2 separate regions of the Homo sapiens genome follow, and region 1 is linked to region 2. Evidence: chromatin contacts called from ENCODE Hi-C or POLR2A ChIA-PET data. All regions are on one chromosome and are shown on one strand. Each heading gives the region's core, a stretch centred on a gene start or an enhancer-like site at or near the end of the contact. The rest is flanking DNA. Distances are from core to core; before and after follow the strand shown.

Region 1 (5,252 bases), core at 798-3,297, 160 kb before region 2:
ATACTCTCAATTTTTTGTAAAAAAAAAAAAAAAAAGTTCTGTATGTGGAAACAATATTTTCTAGTATGTTAGAGTAGGAAGATAAATTAGATACTTTTTTTCTATTTGTCCAAATGTCGAATGTGAAATAGTAGTAAAAATTATAAGTAGTTAAGCTAAATTAAACAATTATTAATGAAAAAGACAATGATGAAAAGGAAAAAACTCACCTCAAATATTACAAGTAACAAGTCAATTACAACAGACTATCTTGTTTATTTTGAACATTGTGCACAGAAAAGCAAGGGAGGGCCAGCCATGCTGGCTCATGCCTGTAATCCTAGCACTTTGGGAGGCAGAGGCAGAAGGATCACTTGAGGCCAGGAGTTCAAGACCAGCCTGGGCAACATGGCAAGACCCCATCTCTATAAAAAACAGAAAAATTAGCTGAGCGTGGTGGTATGTGCCTGTAGTCCCAGCTACTTGGGAAGCTAAGGCAGCAGGATCACTTGAGCCCAGGAGTTCAAGGTTACAGTGAGCTATGATAGCACCACGGCATTCCAGCCTAGGTAACAGAGAGAAATACCATCTCTCCAAAAAAAAAAAAAAAAAAAAAAAAAAACACCCAAAAATACCTAGTATGATTTAATGAATCACATAAACAAAATGTAAAATATAATTCTATTTCATTTTAAGTTACAGTTAAAATATACTGGGTGGAAATAATGATGAATGCTAGCTTTCAGAATTCTTAGCAAGCTGGTGGCAAGGCTTAGAGGGAACATTGTGAGAACTAAGTAGCTACTCTCAGGAACTCTGGCAGAATTCTAGGGAAAGACCACATGGAAACCGCAAGATGTGCCAATGTGGTAATGTCTTGTTTTCAGATTCAGTCGTCATAAAATTCAGGTAAATCTTCGATGTGTTGATGTTTCCATGTTTGCTTCTGCAAAGGGAAGGAGGAACTGAGGTCCTACCAAAGTGGGTCTTACCCAGCCCACAGCAGGCCAAGCCTTTAGGTGAAATGAAAAAGACCTCATAGTCACTTTGGAAGGATTTTCAAAATCTCATTAACAGCTGAAGGCGGCTTTAGACTGGAATGTCACACCTACCCAGAAGTAGAAAGCCAAATGGTAACTTCCACATTTGTGGAAGCTCTTAGACACAAATATCCAGCTTATTAGGCCTGCTCTGTCTGAAGGGATGCCCAACACACACAGAAGACCTCAAAATCAGAAAAAGTGCAAGCCAGCATCAGACTTCATCTCAATTCTGAACTGCAGCACACATCTTCCTACTTTTTTTCTAAGTGCTTATTTCCTTTTGGCACTTGACTCTAAAGAAAAAAATCACCAACTCCTAAATGGACTGTGGAAAAAAAAAAAAAACCCTCAGCCTTTTTGGTTTTGTTTTCTTCTGCTCAAAGGAAGTACAGAGTGAAATGATGGATGCTGAGACAAGACTGCTGGTGTTGTAATTCCACTTCCACCCAGTACTAGCTGACTGTCATCTTGTACAAGCTATTTAACATCCTCAACCTCTGCTTCCTAATTACCTCCCTCTCATAATCCATTAAATGGAGGTAATCATAGCACTTATTTTAGAGGGATAAATTACAGAATGCATATAAAATACTCGAAGAAGAGCCAGACACTTAAGGCTACTAGTTATTTAAAATGCAAAAAAAAAAAAAAAAAAAGGAAAAATAGTACAAAAAATATAAACCATGGTACAAATACCTACTAGATTCTTGTGACATTGGGAAAGTCACTGAAGCCTAAATTTGCTCAAATGTGAAATTACAGTCTGGAGGCCCTGACTGGATAATAGATCTCTGAGTTCTCAAATTTGCAAATACTGCTTAGCATAAAATCTCCTGCAGAAAACTTGGACGTGAACTGTATTTATCAGACTGTTTCACGTTTTCTGACTTCATTAGAACCTGAACCCTGACCTTTCAGGTGCATTATATGCAGAGTGACAGTTGTTGTTTTATCTTTTTCTGAGCATTACTGCATAAATGACAAAGAACAGCAAAGTCATACTGAACTGCTGCTGGCTGGGTTCTCATTGTGAGTGATTCACTCCCATAAAACAGCCTCTCCACACTTATGATTCAACATGTGGCTCAGCAAAATTAGAAATTACTACATGACACAGCCTTTTGAAGCCCCTCATGAAAACGAAAGATCTTCTGTGTGGAGTCTTTAAGTGGTAAGGATCTACTGATTCTCCTTTACTAAGCTTCCATGTCCTTCTTAAACTTGGCATTAGATGGAGACTACTGAATCTCAAATTAGTAATTCTGGGAACCACAGTAGCAAAGAGGAAGAACTTGAACAGCCTGAGACCAAATCAGGTATCAATAATAACTCTGTCATGTACCAGCCCTGTGTCTTTAGACAAGTCACTCAACCTTCCTGAACCTCAGTTTCTTCATCTATAAGATGGAACAATTTGTTGTAGGGCTGTTAGGAAAAGTAAAAGAGATGTTTCTAAAATGCCTAGTACAAAATATTATAATTACTATGAAATCTTGTGGTATCTCAAAAGTACCATTAATAATTATTTCAACAAATATTTATCGCTCATGTGTTAGACAATACACAAGACAATGATGAAAAGGAAAAATAGAGAATGTATGTTAAATACAATGTTCTAGATTACAATGTTAGAGAAGAAAGTTTATTAAACTGCCACATATCCTTTCATTAAGACTTCACAAACTGATTTATTAACTCATTATTAAGTTTGTTCTTCTATCATTAGATTTTTATTTTTAATCTCCATTATGGTCACCAAGATAATCAATGACTATAGTTATACTGTCTTTCCCAAAAAACATTTGCTGGAACTACAATTCTCCTCTTGGTTTTGCTGGCCTATAGGCTTTATTTGCTCATTCTAACATAGAATGGGGATTCCTTCTTGGGTAAAGGAAATACCCCTCCTTTATTGTTTAAAATATATTTTTTTTTCTTTTCAGAGAACTCAATCTCTTTCTTGGCCCTACCACTACCATTTTCCATGTAAATATTCTTCTATTTGGTTCTTTGCTTAACATTTTCCTTTTTCATGTTTGTCTGTAATGTCATAATTATCAGTATCAATGACATTGTAGGTCAGATGCTTGATGCAGCATGGCAAAACCTACATCAAACACTTCCAGAGTATGTTGATTGATATAATTACATAATTCCATTACAAAGAACACTGCCTTCAGGTCTATAAAATCTTGGGGTACAATTTAAAATTTTGCACTCTCTGAAGTTCTACTATTATCTTCATAATTATGATGTTGTACTATCCTAGTATGGGTGTGTGTGTGTGTGTGTGTGTGTGTGTGTGTGTATGTATGTATGCATTATTAATACCACCAAAAAAACTAGTTTATCTTCAGAGAGTTTATACAAAGTCACAGTTGATTTAAAAAAATTGAAAAGAGAGATTAAAGATATGCATATTCATTAAAATTCAAAACAATTAGGGTATGGTCTGTATGACTACTTTCAAAGAATATCTGAGGAACATTAATTAATGGAAAATTAAGTTAATGGAAAACTAAGTTAATTGGAATGTTAATAGGTATTTGACAAATGGATTCTGAAGTCCAAGTAAGAGAATGGGGAGAATAATGGTTATAAATAGTCAAACAGAGGTCTGTGCTGCAGAACACAGAAGTTATAAAAAGGCAATGGCCCTTACCTAGAAAGGTGCTATAAATCCATGAGCCTAGCATTGGGGATATTATTGAATTTTCCAAACTTGTTTGACCATGGAAGCTTTTTTTGCCTCCAGATCTGTTGACGAGACTGTTGGTGAATTAAATCATGTTTTGAAAACACTGACTAGAGACTGAGACCCCTAACAACCAACTGTAGGTTGATTTTATACCAACAAAACAACTCATTGACTGATTTCTCCCCACCCTGGCATAATAGGTAAATGCCTGCTTTATAGATTCATATCATCTTCATTTCTGAGATCACATAATGTTATGTGGTTCATTTCCTGATATTATACCTCAGAAAAAGCCTAATCATTTTAGTCCTTTGTAATGTCTGTGCTCCTACAATCTCATTAACCAGAGGAGTATGTTGCTGCTGGTTTGGAATTTTATTTTATTTGACAACAGGAAAAACAGATAAAGAAGATTTCCCTGTTCAGTTGGTAGAATTCAGACAGGCGAAAAAATAAAAAGAACAAGCTTTTTGATTAAAAAAAAAAAAAAAAGGCCCAAATGCTCCCAAGAATTTCAGAGTCTTACATAGGGAATATCATCTTTCTGGAACATCCCATGTGAAATCTGACCACTGAAGCTTCAGACATTCAAGAAATTGTGTTAGGAAAAACTGAAAGTAAAAGGCTCACTTTCCTAGAATCTTGGGGAAGGAATAGAGCTTTTAGAATACCTTGCTTAAATGCCCCTTTAACAGAGCCAGAAACTGTTCCATTAATAAAAATAAAGAAACAAAAACAATACCTCTTTATCCTATGAAAAACGGTAATGAAGCATTTAGAAGTTGTTTTTTTTTTTTTCTTTGAGAAGGAGTCTTGGTCTGTCACCCAGGCTGGCAGGCTGGAGTGCAGTGGCAAATCTCGGCTCACTGCAAGCTCCGCCTCCCGGGTTCATGCCATTCTCCTGCCTCAGCCTCCTGAGTAGCTGGGACTACAGGCGTCTGCCACAACGCCCGGCTAATTTTTTGTATTTTTAGTAGAGATGGGGTTTCACCGTGTTAGCCAGGATGGTCTCAATCTCCTGACCTCATGATCTGCCCATCTCAGCCTCCCAAAGTGCTGGGATTACAGGCGTGAGCCACCACGCCTGGCCTAGAATTTAAGTAGGAAGAAGGGAAGGAAAATAACTCACATCCTACAAGGCCTGGTTTTTTTGTAGTAAGTTATATAATTTGTCACTTTAAATAAAGACCCAAATTTTGAAAATATTATAGATAAGAAGTGTAAAAAGTTACCTGGACCACTGCTGAGAAACTGTTAACTTTCCACTGAGAGTATAATAATATAGTTATAGTCTACTAACACTTTTGAGTATTAAAAAGGCTACCAAAACAGTTAATGTTTGTATTAACCTGTTCTCACACTGCTATAAAGAACTACCTGAGACTGGATAATTTATGAAGAAAAGAGGTTAACTGACTCACGGTTCTGCAGGCTGTATAGGAAGCATGAATGGGAGGCCTCAGGAAACTTACAATCATGGTGGAAGGTGAAGGGGAAGCAAGCACGTCTTACCGTGGTAGAGCAGGAGAGAC
Region 2 (5,834 bases), core at 1,612-4,111:
AGCACTCCTTATGTACTAGGCACTAGTACAATCATACCCAATTTACAGATGATAAAACTGAGGCACAGAAAGGCCACCTAACATCTTGGAGGTCAGAGGGGAGGATAATGGCCTGCACTTTCAACACCCAGGATGCAAGGCTGCCTAGTGCTATAGCTGCTCACACAGATCTCCACCTCTCTGCATGCCCCAAGGCCAGCTGAGAAGACTCTCTGTAATGAAAAAATATGCAAAGGATGGCTCAACCTAACTACCCCACGTTCTAAGGTTTAATTAATACAAACTGCAAAGCATGACGGATTGCTGCTGTTCACCTTGCTCCTATAATGATTCATACAAAATACTCAGGTAAATCCTCATTTTACTTTGTTGCATAGCTTGAAATATTCTTGTACAGTGTTTGGAATGATTCAAACTATAAAATTCTACCTGCCAAATAATAAAGTGGATCACTGTGAAGTCTTAGTTTGGTATCAGCCCACTGTGACAACCCCTCAATGGATCGACTCAGCCTTGCTCAGATGGCCCTTGGTGCTCCCTGTCTTGTATTGTGTCTTTACCTAGTTAGCCAAAATACAAGTTCCCTACAGGGCCCATCCCCTAGAGCCTTGCAAAATCCTCTGTACATAAGTAACTCAACACTTTTTTGGTGACCCAGGATTAAGTGGGATAAAAAATTGTATTGCAGCAAACGAAAACATTTAAGTGCCGTAAATAAATCTTGGACAGTCACATTTAAATCATTCTGACAACTAAGCTCTCACTGCTAGCAATTCTCTAACTCACCACAGCCAACTTTTACAGAATGCTTACTGGGTACCAAGAACTGCAATAAGTGCTTTATTCAAACTGTACCAGCTAAGCCTCACAATGGTCCTTTGAGAGTGGTTGCTTTGTATTAATATAATTATCTTCATTATACAGATAAGGAAACAGGTTTAGAAAAATAGGGCAACTTACCCAAGGTCCCATTGCTAGTATCTCATTTCCCAAACTACACTTTTACTGTTATCAGCCCCCCCTTTTTTTTTTTTTTTTTTTTTTGAGACAAGGTCTCGCTCTCTCAGCAGGCTGGAGGGCAGTGGCGCGATCTCGGTTCACTGCAACCTCCTCCTCCCAGGTTCAAGCAATTCTTCTGCCTCAGCTTCCCGAGTAGTTGGGATTACACGCGCACACCACCATGCCCAGCTAATTTCTGTATTTTTAGTAGAGACGGGGTTTCACCATGTTGGCCAGGATGGTTGATCTCTTGACCTCATGATCCACCCGCCTCAGCCTCCCAAAGTGCTGGGATTACAGGCGTGAGCCACTGCGCTCAGCCCCGTTATCGGCCTTTTAATGGAGAGCAACAGGAAGAACAATCCTATAAAGCTCTCACTGCAATGAGAGTCATAGGATTCAGTGTGTTCTTTTGAAGACCCTTCTGAGAGCTGTCCTTCTGATCCTGGCATCGGGAAGAGCCATGTCACTGTTAAACAGTTTGTTTTAAAGATACTACAAGTGGTATAACTGATAAGGCTTCTATGTTATGCCAGTTGCTAGCAAGCTCCATGCCCAGTTTGAGGTTCACTGACATTATGTGTATCATTTCATTCTGATTCCATTTACTATCCTGCAGTTGTTTTAACTTTTTGTCTTCCACCTGCTTCTAATTTATATTAGTTTATATTTAACAAAAGCATCTTTAAATGCTTTTAGAAAAAGGTAGAACACAAAGTAAAGTGCCCAGTAAATGTTCAGCTCATTTTCAACAATCAAGGCTGAAGAACAACTGGGGTCAGGTGTTAAGAGTCCTAACCAGTGGTAAAAATTGGCAGCCAAAAACTATCCACTCAACAGGCTTGGTTTTTGTTTTTTGGTTTTTGGTTTTTTTTTGTTTTTGTTTTTGTTTTTTTTGAGACAGAGTCTCGCTCTGTTGCCCAGGCTGGAGTGCAATGGCACGATCTCAACTCAGTGCAACCTCCGCCTCCCAGGTTCAGGTGATTCTCCTGCCTCAGCCTCCCAAGTAGCTGGGATTACAGGCACGCGCTGCCACGCTGGCTAATTTTTGCATTTTTAGCAGAGATGGGGTTTCACCATATTGGTCAGGCTGGTCTCAAACTCCTGACCTCGTGATCCACCCACCTCAGCCTCCCAAAGTGCTGGGATTACAGGCGTGAGCCAACACGCCCGGCCCAGGCTTGTTTTTTAATTCTAGACAATAGTTTTAAGCTTTTCGATTAGTTGGCAACATTTAAAATCCAAGAGATTTCACATAAAAAGCAGATATTTTATTTACCTGGAAAAACTGGAAGCTCTGGCAAGCCTAAAAACCTGCTCTCCATACATGGCAACATTCAAAGCTGAACAACAGCTTCAATGAGCCATAAGGTTTTAGTTGGCCAGAGGTCCCACCCAGTGTCACTCATTTAAAACCACCTGCCTGAATCCCAAAGGCATATGACTTTGCAAGCATCAAGCACTAGACTATATTAACAGCAAATCAATTCCTGATAGAGAAATCTGCAGCTACAATTATTAGGCAGGATTTCACACCTGCTGGGAGAATCTCAGAGTACCCCTTTTTATCTCCTTTATCTTGAAAAATGGGATTATTTAGAAATTAGGCCTGAGAGAGGCAAAATGAGACACACTGGATAAAGGCAACTATTTATAAAGCCTCCTAAGGCAGAGCGCTTCCTTCAGCTATTGGCACTAACCCTCTAGTTAGCTCCTTCCCTGGCCCTTCTCCACACTCCATTCCCCACCCTAACCCCATCTCAGTACTACTGTCTCCACAACAACACAGATTAAGGCCAAAAGCAAAAATGGCAAAATCAAGTCCTCATTCTCCAAGGGCTCCTACCCCAAGACTTTCTTCCTTGACCGCCCACATGGAGGCGCCATGAACACAACTATCCACACTTCCCAAGGTCAAAACAAAATTGAGCTCCCTCTTGAAAAAAAAACAACAGCAGCTACCATTGTTCAACCCACAGGCATTCAGAGTGTTCATACAGCAAAGTCGAAATTTCCCCTTTCAGGAAGTTCCTGGGAGGAAGTCAGTGCCCTGAAGCTCAGCCACTCCTCAGACTAGAGAAAACAAAGGCAACGCAGACATGCACTCTCCAGAATGGCCATGGCATCCCAGAACAAGAAGCGGGGTTCTGCAACCCTGGAGCATTAGCCAGGGTGCTGGGCTTCCCCAGCAGCCCCTTATAGGAGGAACATTTTCACTTTGCAAGTCTGAAGAAGGCTAGTGGGGTTCTTTCCTTTATGTTTCTTCTATCTAAATACTTCTGCCATATTTTGATCAGGATCCAACCATGAAACCAGTTGAATACCTGAATGGGATCATGGGTGTAGTTATCTGTCACCTTGCCCCAACTTAACCCCCTTGTCCTGATTCTTTGGAAACCAGAACCCTCCACCAGTGGCAACAGCAGTCCCTGGTACCCTAGTAATAACAGTAATGTCATAGTATGCGTGGAAAATTATTCCTGACACTGTACATCTACAATTTGCTGAAATTCTTCCTTTTTCTTAAATTATATGAAAAGTAATACATGTGCAGGTAACTTTTCCTAAACAGAAGCATGGTAAAAAGTGGAAAGTAAGTGTCTCTGGGCCCATACTCCCCATTTCCACTCCCTTCCATTATTGCTTTTACAGTCCTTCTATGGTGATCAGCTTAACGAAATGACAGGCTTCTATCCCTGATGTGTCAACTTCAGACAGAATCTACTGACTTACCGCCTCCCCCGTATCTAACTCATTCACACTTACTTCACCTCTATTTTGTCTCTAGTTTTCTTGATTATACTATTTTTAGTCCTTCAATTGGTTAGCTCTGTTTCCTGTTTCAGCAGTATTACACAGTATTTCTCTACATCCCACCATGTAAAAGAAGAAAATGAGTACCAAGGTCCCTCTCCCTCCTGCCTCTTTTCCTGCCTTCTAGCCTCAGGCTTCTGTCTGCTCTTTCACTCCCTTTGCATTGCTAGATTTTAAAACCTTGATGATTGTTTTCTCTCTGTAGTTATAATTACATCTTTCCTGTCTTGTGTGGGGATTAACCAATAAACTATTTAGCTACATCCACAGCAGTATGATTGTGTAAATATTACCTCCCACAAAACCAACAGCAATGCTCAACTCCTAGAAAAGGAAATAGAACCCTTTATCAGTGAACCTGAGTCAAATGGGTTCTCTTTTCTTACACTCCACTAAATGTTCAAAACTATTATCACACTTTAGTTTGGTTTTTCACTTTTAAAAAAAATGGGCCAGGTACAGTGGCTCACGCCTATAATCCCAGCACTTTGGGAGGCGAGGCGAGTGGATCAATTGAGGTCAGTTCAAGACCAGCCTGGACAACATGGTAAAACCATGTCTCTACTAAAAACACAAAAATCAGCCGGGCGTGGTGGCACTGACCTGTAATCCCAGCTACTCAGGAGACTGAGTCACGAGAATCGCTTGAAACTGGGAGGCAGAGGTTGCCTCTGCCTAGATTGTGCCACTGTACTCCAGCCTGAGTGACAGAGTAAGACTCTGTCTCAGAAAAATAAAATAAAAATTCGGCTGGGTGGTGGCTCATGCCTGTAATTCCAGTGCTTTGGGAGGCCGAGGTGGGCAGATCACCTGAGGCCAGGAGTTCAAGACCAGCCTGGCCATCATGGTGAAACCCTGTCTCTACTAAAAATCCAAAAATTAACCAGGTACGGTGGCGGATGCCTATAATCCCAGTTACTCGGGACGCTGAGGCTGGAGAATTGCTTGAACACAGGAGGTAGAGGTTGCGGTGAGCCGAGATGGCGCCATTGCACTCCAGCCTGGGCAACAAGAGCGAGACTCTGTCTCAAAAAAAAAAAAATTAAATTAAATTAAATTAAAATTAAAATATATGAAAGAACTATTTGATATCTACCTGTCATGGCCAATATTTGTGTCCATGTTGTTCTTTTTTTCAATCAAAACTACACTCATATGACCTCAATACCAGCTGGAGTTCATCCCCTTCTAGTAGGGAAGTGCCCCTTACTAGGAAAGCACAAGGGAACAGTTAACGAGCTAAACAATTAAGCTAATAAAAAGAACCTCTGAGGTCCCAAAGCCCCAGGGTGCATGCCCAAGGGGGGGGAGACTGAACTCTCTGGAAGACTAAAAAATAGCCCCTTCTTTGATTACAATTCTGAACTGCATCTTATGATACTAAGATACTTTCACAAGCAACATGCAACATATATGCCTCACAATTAAGACGCTAGGTGAAAAGATGGCTTACTTAGCATGTTCAGTTTTTCTTTGTTCCCCCTATGTGTAGGTTTGCTACATGATTTGGCATCTTGGCTACCTGATTTTGGTTAATGTTTATTTGCTGAAAAACAACGTAAGACAAACAATAAAAAACACAGTCTCAAATTATGTACTTGGCCATGTTATGAGACAGAAAATAGGTCATAACATCTAGAAGAGAGAAAGCTGCCTGTTCCTAGAGACAAATTAATTTATGAAAATAGACAAAGTTACAAGAGAATCAATGCTGCACAACAGAAAGAGCAACGGCTGTGGGGTAACAGAATGCTGAGTTCAAATCCTGGATAAACTACGTTCTTTGTGGTGTGACCTCAAGCCTTGAAAGAGTTACTGAAGTTTTCTGAACCTTTGTTTCTTACCCTGTACAACAGGCACAATACCACCTCCTCTGCAGGGGTACTATGAAGGCAGACTGTGATGTGTATATAGCAAAAAGCATAGCCCCTGGTGCTCATAAACCAGTGCTGAGTAACACCAGATCTTGCATTTCAGTATCAAGTGTCTCTCGAATTAGCCACAGTAAGTGAGGACTGAGC

What was found. A loop is a pair of places that touch in the nucleus more often than their neighbours do. ChIA-PET counts read pairs that join two places held with the same protein, here RNA polymerase II (POLR2A). Pooled maps may share reads with other maps.
Region 1: a loop to region 2 is called in a pooled map, with 3 times the contacts of the local background. The contact joins two enhancer-like sites. A Hi-C loop is called at or near these places in 2 of 50 pooled maps. POLR2A ChIA-PET finds 5 or more read pairs at or near these places in 2 of 52 experiments (A549 and activated B cell).

What each region holds. Positions count from the first base shown.
Region 1 is chr9:77,818,429-77,823,680 of GRCh38, forward strand. The region is part of intron 2 of GNAQ (G protein subunit alpha q); the gene reads right to left. Among named protein-coding and RNA genes, the nearest start is that of GNA14, 170 kb to the left of the region's middle. Within about 2 kb of position 2,048, at least 4 of the 41 ENCODE cell types and tissues checked have a DNase peak (open chromatin) inside an H3K27ac peak, as active enhancers do.
Region 2 is chr9:77,974,515-77,980,348 of GRCh38, forward strand. The region is part of intron 1 of GNAQ (G protein subunit alpha q); the gene reads right to left. Among named protein-coding and RNA genes, the nearest start is that of GNAQ, 54 kb to the right of the region's middle. RefSeq lists an enhancer at 2,819-3,113. Within about 2 kb of position 2,862, at least 13 of the 41 ENCODE cell types and tissues checked have a DNase peak (open chromatin) inside an H3K27ac peak, as active enhancers do.